2 separate regions of the Homo sapiens genome follow, and region 1 is linked to region 2. A link is a contact called in ENCODE Hi-C or POLR2A ChIA-PET data. All regions are on one chromosome and are shown on one strand. The core of a region is the stretch at or near the end of the contact, and the rest is flanking DNA. Distances in the headings are between cores, read along the strand shown. Region 1 has its middle 5.7 kb from the start of LRRC37A. Region 2 overlaps KANSL1 (KAT8 regulatory NSL complex subunit 1).

Region 1 (7,671 bases), core at 5,172-7,671, 130 kb before region 2:
ACTGTGTAAAAGATAAAAATGGGGCCTGGGCACAGTGGCTCATGCCTGTAATCCCAGCACTTTGGGACGCCAAGGTGGGTGGATCACTTGAGCTCAGGAGTTCAAGACCAGCCTGGCCAACATGATGAAACCCCATCTCTACTAAAAATACAAAAATTAGCTGAGTGTGGTGACGCGTGTCTATAATCCCAGCTACTCAGGAGGCTGAGGTAGGAGAATCACTTGAACCTGGGAGGTGGAGGTTGCAATGAGCTGGGATCATACCACTGCACTCCAGCCTGGACAACAGAGCGAGACTCCATCTCAAAAAAAAAAAAAAAAAAAAAAAAAAGATAAAAATGGTATACCTATATAGGGATAGCTCCATTATACGCTTACAGAACCACCATCATATATGTGGTCTACTGTTGACCCAAACTTCATTTTGCAGCACATGATTGTAAATGATTGACAGAAAGATCTTCGGCAAAATATTCCACCCAAGATACGTGGGAGATATTGAGATCCAAGCAATAAGCCATATTTGAAAGGCATTATAGTTTTCGAAAGCTGTAGCGCAATCATTCTTAAGGCCAGTTACCTTCTCCCCACATCTCTGGGATCCTGTTTGAAGGGAGTTCTAACAAGGCCTGTGTTCGAGCAGCCCAGCATCCCTTACTCCTGGAGCGGGGGGAGACTAACCCCTCTCCTGTGTCCACAACTGTAGTAATACAATCCTCGGTTCTGCTCTCCAAACTTCAAATAAGGGGTCAGAGCCAAGGGTTAAGACTTTAGGAAAAGCCCCGGAAATACCCTGCACTCAAAAAGCAGTTTCAGAGTTTCACATTTTCCTGAGAATGAAACAAATTATCCTCCAAATTCTGCTGCTTGTTTTGAATTATGGTTATACTGGCAATGTTATCCAACCCTTGAGTTGTTTTCCTTTTCTTTTTTTTTTTTTTCCTCGAGAGAGTGTCTTGCTCTGTCACCCAGGCTGGAATGCAGTGGCATGATCTCGGCTCACTGCAACCTCCGCCTCCTGGGTTCAAGTGGTTTTCATGCCTCAGTTTCCCAAGTAGCTGGGATTACAGGTGCCCACCACCACACCCAGCCAATTTTTGTATTTTTAGTAGAGACGGGGTTTCACCATGTTAGCCAAGCTGGTCTTGAACTCCTGACCTCAAGTGATCCTCCCTCCTCAGCCTCTCAAAGTGCTGGGATTGCAGGTGTGAGCCACTGGGCCTGGCCTGTCAAATTGCTCTATAATTTCATTTGGAGTGAATTCAGATTAGACCATTGATTTTATTGGCTTTTTTTTTTTTTTTTTTGCTTTTTGAGAAGCAGGGCCTTATTCTTTTTCCTAGGCTGGAGTGCAGCGGTGCAATCACACCCCATCGCAGCCTCCCCCTACCCAGATCAGTAAGTCCTTCCGCCTCAGGTTCCCAAGTATCTGGGACTACAGGCGCGTGCCATGCCACCATCTCTGGCTAATTTTGGGGTGTTTTTTGTTGTTATTGTTGTTGTCATTGTTTTTTTGTAGAGACAAGGTTTTGCCATGTTGCCCAGGCTGGTCTCAAACTCCCGGGCTCAAGCAAGTGATCCTCCTTCCTCGACTTCCCAAAGTGCTGGGATTATAGGCATGAGCCACCGTATGGGCCCTGGTTGTCTTTTTTTCATATTACACATTTTCATTTTCAAACATTTGAATTTTGCAAGCTTATTTTGAGTGAGAGGAGTGTTGTTTTCTTCTCTCCTGAAGCCCAGTGTAGCCCAGTCAACCCTTAACTTCCAGCAGGGAGCCTATCACTGCCTCACACACAGCATGTTAGCCTCCCTTACCCCCGAGAAACTCTTACTGTTAGTGTTCAGCCACCACTTCCTCCTTCTGCATCTGGAGTCTAGAAGGCCTGCAGTTTTAGTCCTGCTCACAGTTTTGTGTCTGTTCCATTGAGATTGTTGTAACTTATTTAAGCATGACTATGTCTTTTCAATTTCTCTTTTTTATATTTTACTCTCACTTGTATGTTCTTGAAGGGAGAGGGAGGATCAAAGTGTGCACCCGCTATACCATCTTGGTTCTCCCAAAATCCGTCCCACGATGTTATAAAAATATATGAACTAGGAAATGAAACTCAAGGTTTTCTTTCTAACCAAAGAAGAAGTTCAGTCTCTCTCTATAAATAGAGAAGGGCTGTTGAATAATTTGTCACATTGCTTCTCTTTTGACTTTATGAGACTAGATAGTCTATAGACAGAGAAGCAGATTCATTAAACCAGGGCCATTCAGGTTTATTTGGTAAAATATTTGTGATATATTTAAAAGCTTCCTGAGGTAGTCATGTAATGATTGGTGCATAGGGCTGGGTTACCCTGCAGAAAAAGAGGCACAGCAAACTTATTTCAGGTACAGATGGACCTTACCTTTAGGCAAATCCTTGAAATTTTGGCGTGGGGAATCAGGTTTTCCTGTGGGTTTTTTGTTTGTTTTTGGCTTTTCATAGACATCTATATGAAGTCTCTGCTTTAGAATCTATAAAACTATAGCTTCAGAGGCTGGGCGCAATGGCTCATGCCTATAATCCCAGCACTTTGGGAGGCTGAGGTGAAACGATCACTTGAGGTCAGGAGTTCGAGACCAGCCTGGCTAACAGGGCGAAACCCCGTCTGTACTAAAAATGCAAAAATTAGCCAGGCATGGTGGCAGGCACCTGTAATCCCAGCTGCCTGGGAGGCTGAGGGAGGAGAATCACTTGAACCCAGAAGGCGGAGGTTGCAGTGAGCCGAGATCATGCCACTGCACGACAGAGCGAGACTCCATCTCGAAACAAAAAACTGTAGCTTCAGAGATTCACTTAAATTATCATTTATAGGCCAAGAGAGTTGTGGCTCACAGCCTGTAATCCCAGCATTCTAAAAGGCTGAGGTGGGTGGATCACTTGAGGCCAGGATTTTGAGACCAGCCTGGGCAACATGGCAAAACCCTGTTTCTACAAAAAGGAATTTGCTGGGTGTTGTGATGCACACCTGTAGTCTCAGCTACTTGGCGAGGCTGAGGCCAGGGGACTGCTTGACCCCAGGAGGTCGACCCTGCAGTGAGCCATGATAGCACCACTGTACTCTAGCCGGGGCGATCAAGTGAGGCCCTGTCTCCAAAAAAAAGTTTTGTTTTGTTTTGTTTTAAGACAGGGTCTCACTTTGTCATCTACATTGCAGCACAGTGGTGCCATCACAGCTCACTGAAGTCTTCACCTCTCAGGCTTAAAGGAGCCTCCAACCTCAGCCTTCCAAGTAGTTGGCACTACAGGCATGCGCCACCACACCTGGCTCATTTTTGTATTTTTAGTAGAGATGGGGTTTCACCATGTGGCCAGGCTGCTCTTGAGCTCCTGGACGCAAGTGATCTTCCGCCCTCGGCCTCCCAAACTGCTGGGATTACAGGTGTGAGCCAGTGTGCTGGATGAATTTTTTCAAAGAAGGAAAAATAAAATTAATTCGGCCCTTCATTAAAAAAATTAAAAACTCTTTAAAGGAAACGTGGGCTAAGTTATTTTTCTGAGAGACTATAAGATTTAGGAAGAAAAATAATCATGATGAAACGTTTTGGGAATATTTTTGGTATTTAAAATTATTGTAGAAATTTATAAATGTGTCAGATTTTGGCTGGGCACAGTGGCTCACACTTGTAATCCAAGCACTTTGGGAGGCCAAGGTGGGCAGACCACCTGAGGTCAGGAGTTCGAGACCAGCCTAGCCAACATGGTGAAACCCTATCTCTAAAAGAATTTTTTAAAAAAATTTTAAGTCAGATTTTAAGAAATATTCTTATGGCTGGGTACAAGTGGCTCATAACTGTCATCCCAGCACTTTGGGAGGCAAAGGCAGGCAGATCACTTGAGCTCAGGAGGTAAGTTACCTGGGCAACACAGCAAGACTCCATCTCTACAAAAAAAAAAGTAGCTGGGCATGGTGGTGAGCACCTGTAGCTATTTGAAGGGGTTGAGGCAGGAGGATCACTTGAGCCTGGCAGGTCAAGGCTATAGCAAGCCGTGTTTATGTCACTGCAGTCCAGGCAGGGTGACAAAGTGAGACTCTTATCTCCAAATAAGAAAGAAACCCTCTTGGTCATAGATATGATTTCTTTACACCAAATTTGTTCGTGGATGCCAATCACAATGGGTTTGTCCCTAGGGTAATATAGTTTGCTTTGATCATTTCCAAGAGTAAGTTGTACTACAGGATAGCAGAAGAGATGCACTTAAAAAGTATGGCAAAATGCATATTGAGACAATAGTATGTTGGCCAGACACAGAGACTCACGCTTGTAATCCCAGCACTTTGGGAGGCTGAGATGGGTCACCTGAGGTCAGGAGTTCAAGGCTAGCCTGGCCAACATGGTGAAACCCTGTCTCTAACAAAAATACAAAAAATTAGCTGAGCTTGGTGGCACGTGCCTGTGGTCCTAGGTACTTGGGAGGCTGAGGTGGGAGGATCACTTGAGCCTGGGAGGTGCAGGGTACACTGAGCCGAGATTGTGCCACTGCACTCTAACCTGGGTGACAGAGTGAGACCCAGTCTCAAAAAAAAAAAAAAAGAAAAAACAAGATGCAGTAAAGAAGCCGACCAAAACCAAGATGGTGACGAAAGTGACCTCTGGTCGTCCTCACTGCTCATTAAAACTTTTTTTAAAAAATATGAAAAGAGGCTGGGCCCTGTGGCTCACACCTGTAATCTCAGGACTTTGGGAGGCCAAGGCAGGTGGATCGCCTGAAGTCAGGAGTTTGAGACCAGCCTGGCCAACGTGGCACAACCAAAAATGCAAAAATTAGCCAGATGTGGTGGCACACACCTGTAATCCCAGCTACTTGGGAAGCTGAGGCAAGAGAATTGCTTGAAGCCAGGAGACAGAGGTTGCAGTGAGCCGAGATCATGCCACTGTACTCCAGCCTGGGAGACAGAGCAAGGCTCCGTCAAAAAAAAAAAAAAAAAAAAAAAGCCGGGCCTGGTGGTGCACATCTGTAGTCCCAGCTACTCGGGAGGCTGAGGTGGGAGGATCATGTGAGCCTGGGAGGTCCAGGCTGCAGGGGGCCGTGATCCTGCCCCTGCCCTGCAGCCTGGGTTATACAGCGAGACAAAAGAAAAAAGTTAGTGGTAACAGGATAAACTACATAGCCATGTATTATTCCTTCACATTCATGAAGCAGGTCAATTTGAAGCTTGAGGACGACTTCCATTCCTCTAGGTGAATCTACCAAGAAATGCCTTGGTAGAGCTAGGAGTGCCAATGGTATCGGCAAAGCCAGCCTGCTTCCCTGTGATTCATGGTAATTCTCACTATGACTTTGACATGATGTTCCTACACTGTGCCTATCAACACTTGTAGACACACTGTATAAGCGTTTGTTACATTTACTTTTTCTTTTGTCATTACGTCTTTTATTACAGAGGCCACTGTGCACTCCACAATCACACACTTACACAGCTCCGCCTTGCCAAGCAGTGTAGACCCTGCCAAGCAGTGTAGACAGATTCTGGATAACTATCTTTGCATCCTTCCCCATACCATGTCCCCGATGTTGAACTGAAGCAGCTCCTTCCACGTTCCCTACCCGTTAACTAGCCAGGCCACTGCCCACATTGTCACAAACATTATATTAACTGAAAAAGTGGCCCATGCCATATTCCATTATGAGAAATTATTTTTAATTCGATTAAATTCCAATGTTTATTCAGAAAACCTGGTAGAGATTGAATTGCTCTATGTACCTTTCTTAGTTTTCTTCTTCTTAGCATATTTTGACCGTTTATCTTCTACACCTGGCTGACCTGCATGGTCCTTGTAGTGTAACTTCTACTTGGTGTTTGCGCTTTGCTTTGTTTTCAAATTTAAATTGTGAGATACATTTTTAAACCTATCTAAGAAATAGCCCTGATATTGAAATGGCTTCTGTGGAATAGGTTTGACAGGTGTAAGTCTTTGATTCTTTGGCTTTGGTTTTTGTGCCTGTTACAGTTTTGCACACATTCATTCAGAGGAAGACATTACCATCAGTGTGTGGTTTATTTTTTCAAATTCCAGTATGTTTTTAAAGACCCATATTTCACTAAGCAGTGTACTTGTTGAAACCCATGTGAGTGACTTTGTTTGCACATGTGATAGAGCATCAGATACTGGAGTTTGCCAGGGGTAGAATGGTTGGATTCAGGAATGTTTAGCTGACTCATAGCAGGAAGTTATCCTGTAAAAAAATGAAGCAAGGCAGGGAAGACAGATTTAAGTACCATGCAGCTCAAAACGACAATTACATTGTCATTTTCGTTGTGAATACTTCTAGGTTCTATATTGGCTGTGATCTTTGTACTAACTGCTATTATGGAGAATGTGTTGGCATCGCAGAAAAGGAGGCTAAGAAAATGGATGTGTACATCTGTAATGATTGTAAATGGGCACAAGAGGGCAGCAGTGAGGAATTGTACTGTATCTGCAGAACACCTGCAGTCACAGTGAGTTCTAATAAGAGCATCACATTTAATAATTTAGGAAGCCAAATTGCTCTGACTGGTTACTTATTTACTTTAAAATAAAAAGCAGATTTTTTCTACATTTGTTATACACTTACATTACAAATTCCTTTTCATTTTTTTTTCTCTTTTTCCCTTTTTACCTACCCTTCAAAATTTATCTTGCTTCATAGTGAATGTTTGAGACACATTGGGGAAAATGTGGTTTAATGGTAGATTTGATTCTTCAATATGTAACATAGAAATTAATGAGATTAAACTAGCTTGACTTGTTTGGACTTTATCAGTGTTTGAAATGGTGCTTTATTATAGGTTAGAAAAACACTAATTTGGGTATAAGCTTTGAGACTCTGTTATTACCTTATAGGATTTTGAACTCCCACATGGTACAGTACTAGTTGAAAGATTTGTGACTTGTTTTCAGCTTTAAAATCAATTGAATGTTTCATATTTATCTTTAAATTGGTTCTCCAAAATTACAGTGTTCTTATAAATTTTTTTACTGCTTGTTCTTAACATCAAAAATACTAAATTAATGTACTGGAATGTCGATCTTGAAAGTATTAAAACCACAATACTAAAACTATTTTATATCCCAGGGTTTAGCAAATTTTCAGGTGCATGCTTTATTATAAGTAACATCATCCCATCTGTTTTGAACTCACATTTCCATTTCGGATCTTGCAGATTTTTTATTGGCCATGATCGGTGTCAGAATTGGTACCATGGGTGCTGCATTGGCATCTTGCAGAGTGAGGCAGAGCTCATTGATGAGTATGTCTGTCCACAGTGCCAGTCAACAGAGGATGTCATGACAGTGCTCACACCACTAACAGAGAAGGATGATGAGGAGTTGAAGAGGGTGCTCCGTTCCTTACAGATGAGAGCCCCTCTGTGTGCAGCATTTGAAAATGAAATCAGCTGGCATAATTTTGGAAGCATTTCTAGGATTTCAAGTTTCCAATGTTAGGATTTCAAGTTTCCAATCTTAGAGTGATTATTTACTGACTCTCAGCTAGTCTAGTGAAGGGCTTGACAAACTTCAGTCCTTCACATACCAGTGTCATGAGCTTTACCATATCCCCACACCACCTCAGCTTATCTAACACTCAGATAATCTAACGTGACTCACTTCTTTATACATTTTATTTTTAAAGAAACTTCCTCTCACTC
Region 2 (7,083 bases), core at 3,427-5,926:
AGGCTGGCCTTCCAAGAGCAATAGCTTAATGTTTGTTCCTTTAATAAGTAGTACTTAAACAGTGATCAGGGGAGTTACCATAATTGGTAATCTGAATGGAAACTAAAATGTGTCATCATTGAGGATAGTCAGAAGTGTCCTTGTGGCAGTCCTAGAAAAGGGGTTCCAGAATTTTCCGAGCAGAGAAAAATATAAACATTTTCAAGGTTCTAATTATTTGGAGACTAGCCTTTCAGGATCATTTATCACCAAGATTAACCTTGCCACCAAAGGGCAAGGAAACACTTCTCTGGTGGTTAGATCAGGAATGATGAAAACACTTAAGAAGAATTGAAAACTTGGTTCCTGTCTTCAATGAGTAATTTATGTGACTGATTTTTTTTTTTTTTTTTGGAGATAGAGTCTCACTCTGTCACCCAGGCTGGCGTACAGTGGTGTGATCTCAGCTCAGTGCAACCTCCACCTCCCTGGTTCAAGCGATTCTCCTGCCTCAGCCTCCTGAGTAGCTGGGATTTCAGGTGTGAGCCACTGCTCCCAGCCTTCCCCTCCACTTTCAAGTAAAAGAGGAAGCATTAGAATTAGACATTGTGGGCCGAGTTCCTTGGGAGGATCCCTTGAGCCCGGGAGTTCTAGACCAGAATAGGCATCATAGCGAGACCCCGTCTCTGTTTCGTTTTAGTATTTTAAATAAAAATTAAAAAACAAGAATTAGGCATTGTGTACTAAGTATTAGATACATGGTACAGGCATTAAATGCTGAAATCTTAGGAGGAGGGAGTGGTTAGAGGGAAGGATTGACTGCTGTAGGCTGAGGTGATAGGAAGACCTGAGAAGAGATGGATCTAGGGTTAGGAGTTTACATTCCAGTGCAGGAGTTCTCCATATAAACACTATCAGATACTGACTTTCTGGATGATCTGGAGTATTCTTTGTTAATGTTTTTTTGAGACAGAATCTCGGTCTGTCGCCCAGGCTGGAGTACAGTGGTGCCATCTCGGCTCACTGCAACCTCTGCCTCCTGGGTTCAAGGGATTCTCTTGCCTCAGCCTTCCAAGTGGCTGGGATTACAGGCATGAACTACCATGCCCGGCTAATTTTGTATTTCTAGTAGAGATGGGGTTTCACCATGTTGGTCAGGCTGGTCTTGAACTTTTGACCTCAGGTGATCCGCCCACCTTGGCCTCCCAAAAGTGTTGGGATTACAAGTGTGAGCCACTGTGCCCGCCTATCTGCATATTTTTAAACTACTTAGGAGGAGAAGTTTTTTTCTGATATTTACAAGGTATTTCCCCCAGCTTTTGTCATTTGAGTAATAGCTATCACAAGAAAGGATTGTTCTTAGAGTATGTTTTCTTTTGAGAGATAGGGTTTCACTCTATCACCCAGGTTGGGGTGCAGTGGCGTGATCATAGCTTACTACAGCCGAAGACTCCTGGGCTTAAGTAATCCTCCTGTGTCAGCCTCCCAAAGTGTTGGTATTATAGGTGTGAGCCACTGCACTTAGCCTGTAATATCTTTTAAATAGTTTTTTTTTTTAATAGACTGTAGGAACTAGAGTGTTATGCTCCTCTTCTGTGTTTATGTGGTTTTTCCAAAAATGAATGTTTTTTAGGCAGGTTTTCTTAACAGAGGCACCATTAACCTTTTGGGACTAATAATTATTTGTCATGGGAAGCTATTCTGTGCACTGTAAGAATGCCTGATGGCGTCTCTGGCCTCTACCCCCTAAATGCCAGTAGGACCTTCCCTCACCCTAGTTGAGACAACAAAATTTTTCCAGACTTTATTATATGTGCCCTTTTGGGGGTTGGGGTAAGGTCAAAATAATCCCCAAGGCTGGGAGCAGCGGTTCACACCTGTAATCTCAGCACTTTGGGAGGCCGAGGTGGGCGAATCATTTGAGGCCGGGAGTTCGAGACCAGCCTGGCCAACATGGCGAAATCCTGTCTCTACTAAAAATAGAAAAATTAGCTGGGCATGGTCGCACACGCCTGTAGTCCCAGCTACTTGGGAAGTTGAGGCAGGAGAATCGCTTGAACCCGGGAGGTGGAGGTTGCTGTGAGCCGAGATGGCAACACTACAGCCTGGGCAATAGAGCAAGACTCCATCTCAAAAAAAAAAAAAAAAAAAAAAAAATCCCTGGCTGAGAACTATTGGATTAGGGCCTCCTGTACCTATCTTTGAGGGGGAAAGGATGCTACCATCAACTTTTCTGAATGCCAGGAATGCCTTTTAGTATAGTTATTTCACTTACTATTTTATAGCATATTTTAATTGTATAGTAAGCATTGTGTCTGTTTTATGGTAAGGAAACTAAAATTGAGAGATTAGGCTGCTCGTGGTGGCTTATACCTTGTAATCCCAGTACTTTAGGAGGCCAGGACTTTGAGGCCAGTGTGGTCAACATAGCAAGACCCCATCTCCATTAAAATAATCATAAAATAATAAAAGGGAAAGATTAAACCTGGAGATGGCATCATATAAACCATGTATAATATGGGTTACTTATGCTCTGATTGTTTACTCCTTCCCCCCACCACACCCTCTCATTTCTTTGTCCCAGCTCTAAGAAAAGCATACAATATCCTTTTCCTGTATTCTGGTACTGTTTAAGGCTTTGCAGTGAAGATGGTTTGGTGAGTCAGACCACTTTTAAAGAGGAAATTCTACCCTTCCCTTCATTCTCTCTCTTTTTATAATTGTGGTGAGAGCCCGGGCACGGTGGCTTAGGCCTGTAATCCCAGTGCTTTGGGATGCTGAGGCAGGGGGATCACTTGAGCTCAAGGAGTTCGAGACCAGCCTGGGCAACGTGGTGACGCCCATCTGTACAATAAACCACAAGAAATGAGCTAGATGTTGTGGTTCACACCTGTAGTCCCAGCTACTCGGGAAGCTGAGATGGGAGGATCACTTGAGCCTGGGAGGTCGAGGCTGCAGTGAGCATTGCAAGTAGAAATTCTTAAAGTGCAACCCTGAGGGGGGAATATCCTCCCTCATTTGTCAAGGGACAAATCAGAATGTTAGCATTTCCCCACTTCCCTCATTGCCAGTAACGTATAATTTAAGCATGTGGATATGCCAGTCAGCTTTCCACAGCTTAACTGGGGTGGAGAGAGGTGTGCGAACCAGTGCTTTGTTCTTTCTTGTCTTTTTCCCCTTACTTTTGTACTCCCACTCCTGCCAAACTAGACATCGTTTTATCCTGGTGTGTTCATTAACCTCTACTCCAAAAATTAAGTGTGGTTAAGGGAGTGAGGTCGATTTCAAAATGCTGCATCTGATTTAGAGGGGGGTATAGTTGAGTGAAGAACTAGGCACTGAAGCAGCAGCTCATGAGGAGAGTGTTTTCTCTTTATTTAAAGCCCTTACATATCGAGGCATCTGGTGTTCATGAAATAGTCTGTTGTGCTGTTCAACTTTTTCACTCTTTTCTTACCTGACTTAGACAATTAACTCCTAGGGCTGGGTTTTCCCTCCACATTGCGATTCCTTCAGGGTCAGATTGTCTTAGTTTCTCTCTCTTCTTTGTATTGATACTTTATTTTTTTGGTGCTTCTCATTTCTTCAAATGTAATGGAATGAGGGGACTCAGACTTTTTCTGGTTTGATAATCTAGTGTATAAATGACCTGGTCTTTTGATGGTTCATGAAATCTTTAACTCCGTCACCTCCAAGTAGCCAGCCCTTCCATGTAGTCTTCATTTCCTATACTAGTGTTCTGTTCCTATTACATAAAAGTCATGTACACGAAACATTTTGTAAACAGCCAGTGGGGTTTTGTATCCCATGCTGTTCTGTTTTCATTTCCAGCCCACATTTTGGGAATATGTTTCTGTGGCTTTATTTATATATTTACTAGTTAATCCCAGAACATTTATTTCCACAGGCTTTTGATAAAAGATAAAGTTACTAATAAGAGTGTACTATTTTACCGAGTAAAACGACATAGAAAGCTAAGGATTTCCTTGTGCCCATCTTTCTAGAAGGGAAATTTAAAGAGGGCTCTTCCAGCTCTAATAGTTTTATAATTATTCGTGTCTCCTAAGCCTGATCTTTCCCCACAACTAAAATGCGTTGATGAGCTGCGTACCTGCATGTATGTCTTTGTTTGCACTTTCCTAGTAAATTAACTTACTCAACAAGGGAACTGAATAATACTTTAAAAAAAAATCCTTGTGATATGACCAGGAAGTCAAGCCACAGAGGCTTCATAGCTAGGAGCATGGCTGTCTTCCCTAAGCCCTTTAGATTTTAAAAAATACTGCTTTAAGTTTGTAATGTTTTATGTCAGATGTGCTCATGACCTGGTGCTTCTGTGTCAGCAGGTATCTCCATACAGCCAAGAATAAAGAAAGAAAGGGATAGATGGAATGAGTTTCATCGTGATTCTAAGTATCCAGGAATAATTTAAAATTATTTATCACTGTGGATTTAAGCATCTGGATTTATTTATTTTACAAATACTTAACATTTTGTTGTTTTGCTCTCTATCTTGCTAATCCCTTTTTTAAAAGGGCTACTTGGATGAAGGTATAAAAACCAGTAACTTATGAAACCCTCGGTTGGTATCAGTGAATTCGCTTATTACTCAATGTTTGCTTGTTTGACTTCAAAAAGAAAACAATTTACCACCTGTGTCAGTCTGACACCTGCTCTTTTCAAACCCTTTTGACATGATCTAAATAAATCTCTGAAATCCCCCCCCCCCCTTTGTGTCTATTGTCAGTATTAGTTTCACCTAAATTCAGGGCCTGTCATCCTGTGTAACAGTTGAGGCTAAATGAGGACATTAATTGGTGGAAATGTGTTGCTTCAAAGGCATTTTTAGGAATAAAACTACAAAGAGCTTCATAGTTGTAATATAGCTGATTCGTCTTCAAAAAGTATTCTGTTGTTTTCTTGATAGTTTTAGGTTTTTATAAGTAAGTTATTAAGAAGTGAATGTTTGTCTGAAATACGTTGTTTTAAGTGAAAGGTGTTATTTGTGTTCTGGGAGTAAGCTCTAGAATCTCAATGTCAGGTTAGTATTTAAGTGGAGGTAGAGCTACTAGTTTTTGTTTAAAATGTTTTTATGATACAGAATTATTCAGGAACTTGTGTATTGATCTGTTTGCCAGCAATGCCAATTCCCTCAAAATTCATAGTTTTCAATTTTTGTTTTCTTCCCACTGTAAGTACCTTTGAGGACTCTCACCCAGTTAACATTTGTTGTGTTCAAATTGCATGGTTCTCAACTTTTGCTATACACTAGAATCACCTGGGTAATTTTTTAGAAGTCCTGTGGTTGTACCACAGATGAGAAAAAATACACCCTCTGGGATGGGATCCAAGCATCTGTATGTTTAAAATTCACCAGGAGATTCCATGATGTAGCCAGAGTCATAAATCACTGGTCTAGGATGTTTTTCAGATTAGGGACCATTTAAAGAAAAGCTGTAGATTTTCCTTCCAGAAACATGGGTATTAATGATTCCCTAAAGCCCCAAATTAAGAACCCCTGTTCTAGGAGTAGCCTCAACATGCTAGATTTAATTGTAAGCAGCTGGTTTAAGAAATTATGTAAGTTGCAATGATGAATATTCCTCGTCACTCACAAATGTTATTCATCAATTTAAAAATTAATATGTATCAAGTACTCAGTGTGTTCCAGGCATGATTTTAGTTACAAGGAGTACAGCAGCCAATAAGATATTACAGTTTTCAGGGAGTTTTATCCTACTAGGGAAGACAGATAAGTAAATAATGACCGAAGGCTAGTTAACAAGTGCTATAAAGAGATATAAAAAGGAAAGAGCCTAAGGAGATTGAAAGTGATGGTTATGGGAGAGAGATGTCTATATTAATAGGGTGGTCAGGGAAAGCCTCTCTGAGGAGGTGACAGTTTGAATGAGATCTGTATGAAGTGTGTGAGCAAGACCTGTGAAGATCTTGAGGAAGAGCATTCAAGGTGTAGAGAACACTTGCAAAGGCCCTAAGATGGGACTGAGCCCGGTTTGTTGGATTTTCATCAGTAAGCCCGGGGTGGCAGGAGCATGCATGCTGATCCAGGTATAGAATGAGTGGTAGAAGGTGAGATCAGGAGCCCTGTAAGCTGTTGTAAGCATCGTTGTTTTAATTTGGTAGAAACTCAGTTATAACTCATTCTTAAATATTTAGCTTTATGCTTAAAATAATTTAGAAATAACCTTGGACTTCCATCTTTTTAGAAATAGCTGGAAGGTTAGCACTCAGTATGTTGTATTACTTCTCTGTGAAAGGATCTACAGTAGACTGAACTTGTCTATGTTATGAGACTGCTCATGTCTTTATTCTTTATATTCATAATGCTGAACACAAGATACTCGTGTTTTTTTTTTTTTTTTTTGACAGAATAGGGATCTTGCAGTTAACTTAGCTGTTCTTAAATTTCTGTTTATAAAAGCCATAATGCATAATAATTTACTGTAGTCGTTATTCCTAGTTTTCCCAGGTAGGCAGTGGTAACATCTGTTTCACAAGATAAGGAAGCAGAAATTTAACAACAATGGCAGAATCAGGATGTCAATCTTGTCCTTTTTTCCTTTTCCCACTTTGCCATGCTGCCCTCTGGGTAATAAGATGGAGACTAATTTTTGAAGGCTTAATTTGTTGAGCCAGTGTCATTAGTTTTTAGGTAACATTTTAATACAGAATAAGTGTGTCTTGGTCTTATTAACAGTGCTATGTTATGTAAAGGAATTTAGTTGTAGGAATATTTTCTTTGAAACAATAATACCTGTTTTTTTATCTCTTGATTGTAAAGTGCTGTGGGAAATACAGAGATGACTTGTAAATAAATTCTGCCCACAGGCTTAGGGGATCTAAGATATAATTCACTGTGGTAAAAGATACAAAGCAATCATTGTCAGAAAAGATACAGATTAAGTGCCATAGAAGTTCTGCTGAAGAAGAATTTCTGGGTAAAGGGAAGGAGACTTCTTAGAGGATAGATGGATTTTAGTTCTAGGTGGTAGTGTGGGAAGCAAGGGAGATGTAGGTGTTTAGAGGGAAAGAAGAAAGGACATTCTGTATACAAATTGAGCAAAGGTTTGGAATTAGAGCAGT

What was found. A loop is a pair of places that touch in the nucleus more often than their neighbours do. ChIA-PET counts read pairs that join two places held with the same protein, here RNA polymerase II (POLR2A). Pooled maps may share reads with other maps.
Region 1: a loop to region 2 is called in a pooled map, with 3 times the contacts of the local background. The contact joins two enhancer-like sites. A Hi-C loop is called at or near these places in 2 of 168 maps with a recorded cell type or tissue (Calu3 and GM11168) and 5 of 50 pooled maps. POLR2A ChIA-PET finds 5 or more read pairs at or near these places in 1 of 52 experiments (activated T-cell).

What each region holds. Positions count from the first base shown.
Region 1 is chr17:46,285,606-46,293,276 of GRCh38, reverse strand. It overlaps a transcript of LRRC37A not described here and a transcript of ARL17B not described here. Among named protein-coding and RNA genes, the nearest start is that of LRRC37A, 5.7 kb to the left of the region's middle. RefSeq lists an enhancer at 4,613-5,113. Within about 2 kb of position 6,421, at least 4 of the 41 ENCODE cell types and tissues checked have a DNase peak (open chromatin) inside an H3K27ac peak, as active enhancers do.
Region 2 is chr17:46,150,209-46,157,291 of GRCh38, reverse strand. The region is part of intron 2 of KANSL1 (KAT8 regulatory NSL complex subunit 1); the gene reads left to right. LOC107985027 (a long non-coding RNA gene) reads left to right here. Exons shown (of 2, transcript XR_001752923.1): 2 at 4,326-6,364. Among named protein-coding and RNA genes, the nearest start is that of KANSL1, 40 kb to the left of the region's middle. Within about 2 kb of position 4,676, at least 2 of the 41 ENCODE cell types and tissues checked have a DNase peak (open chromatin) inside an H3K27ac peak, as active enhancers do.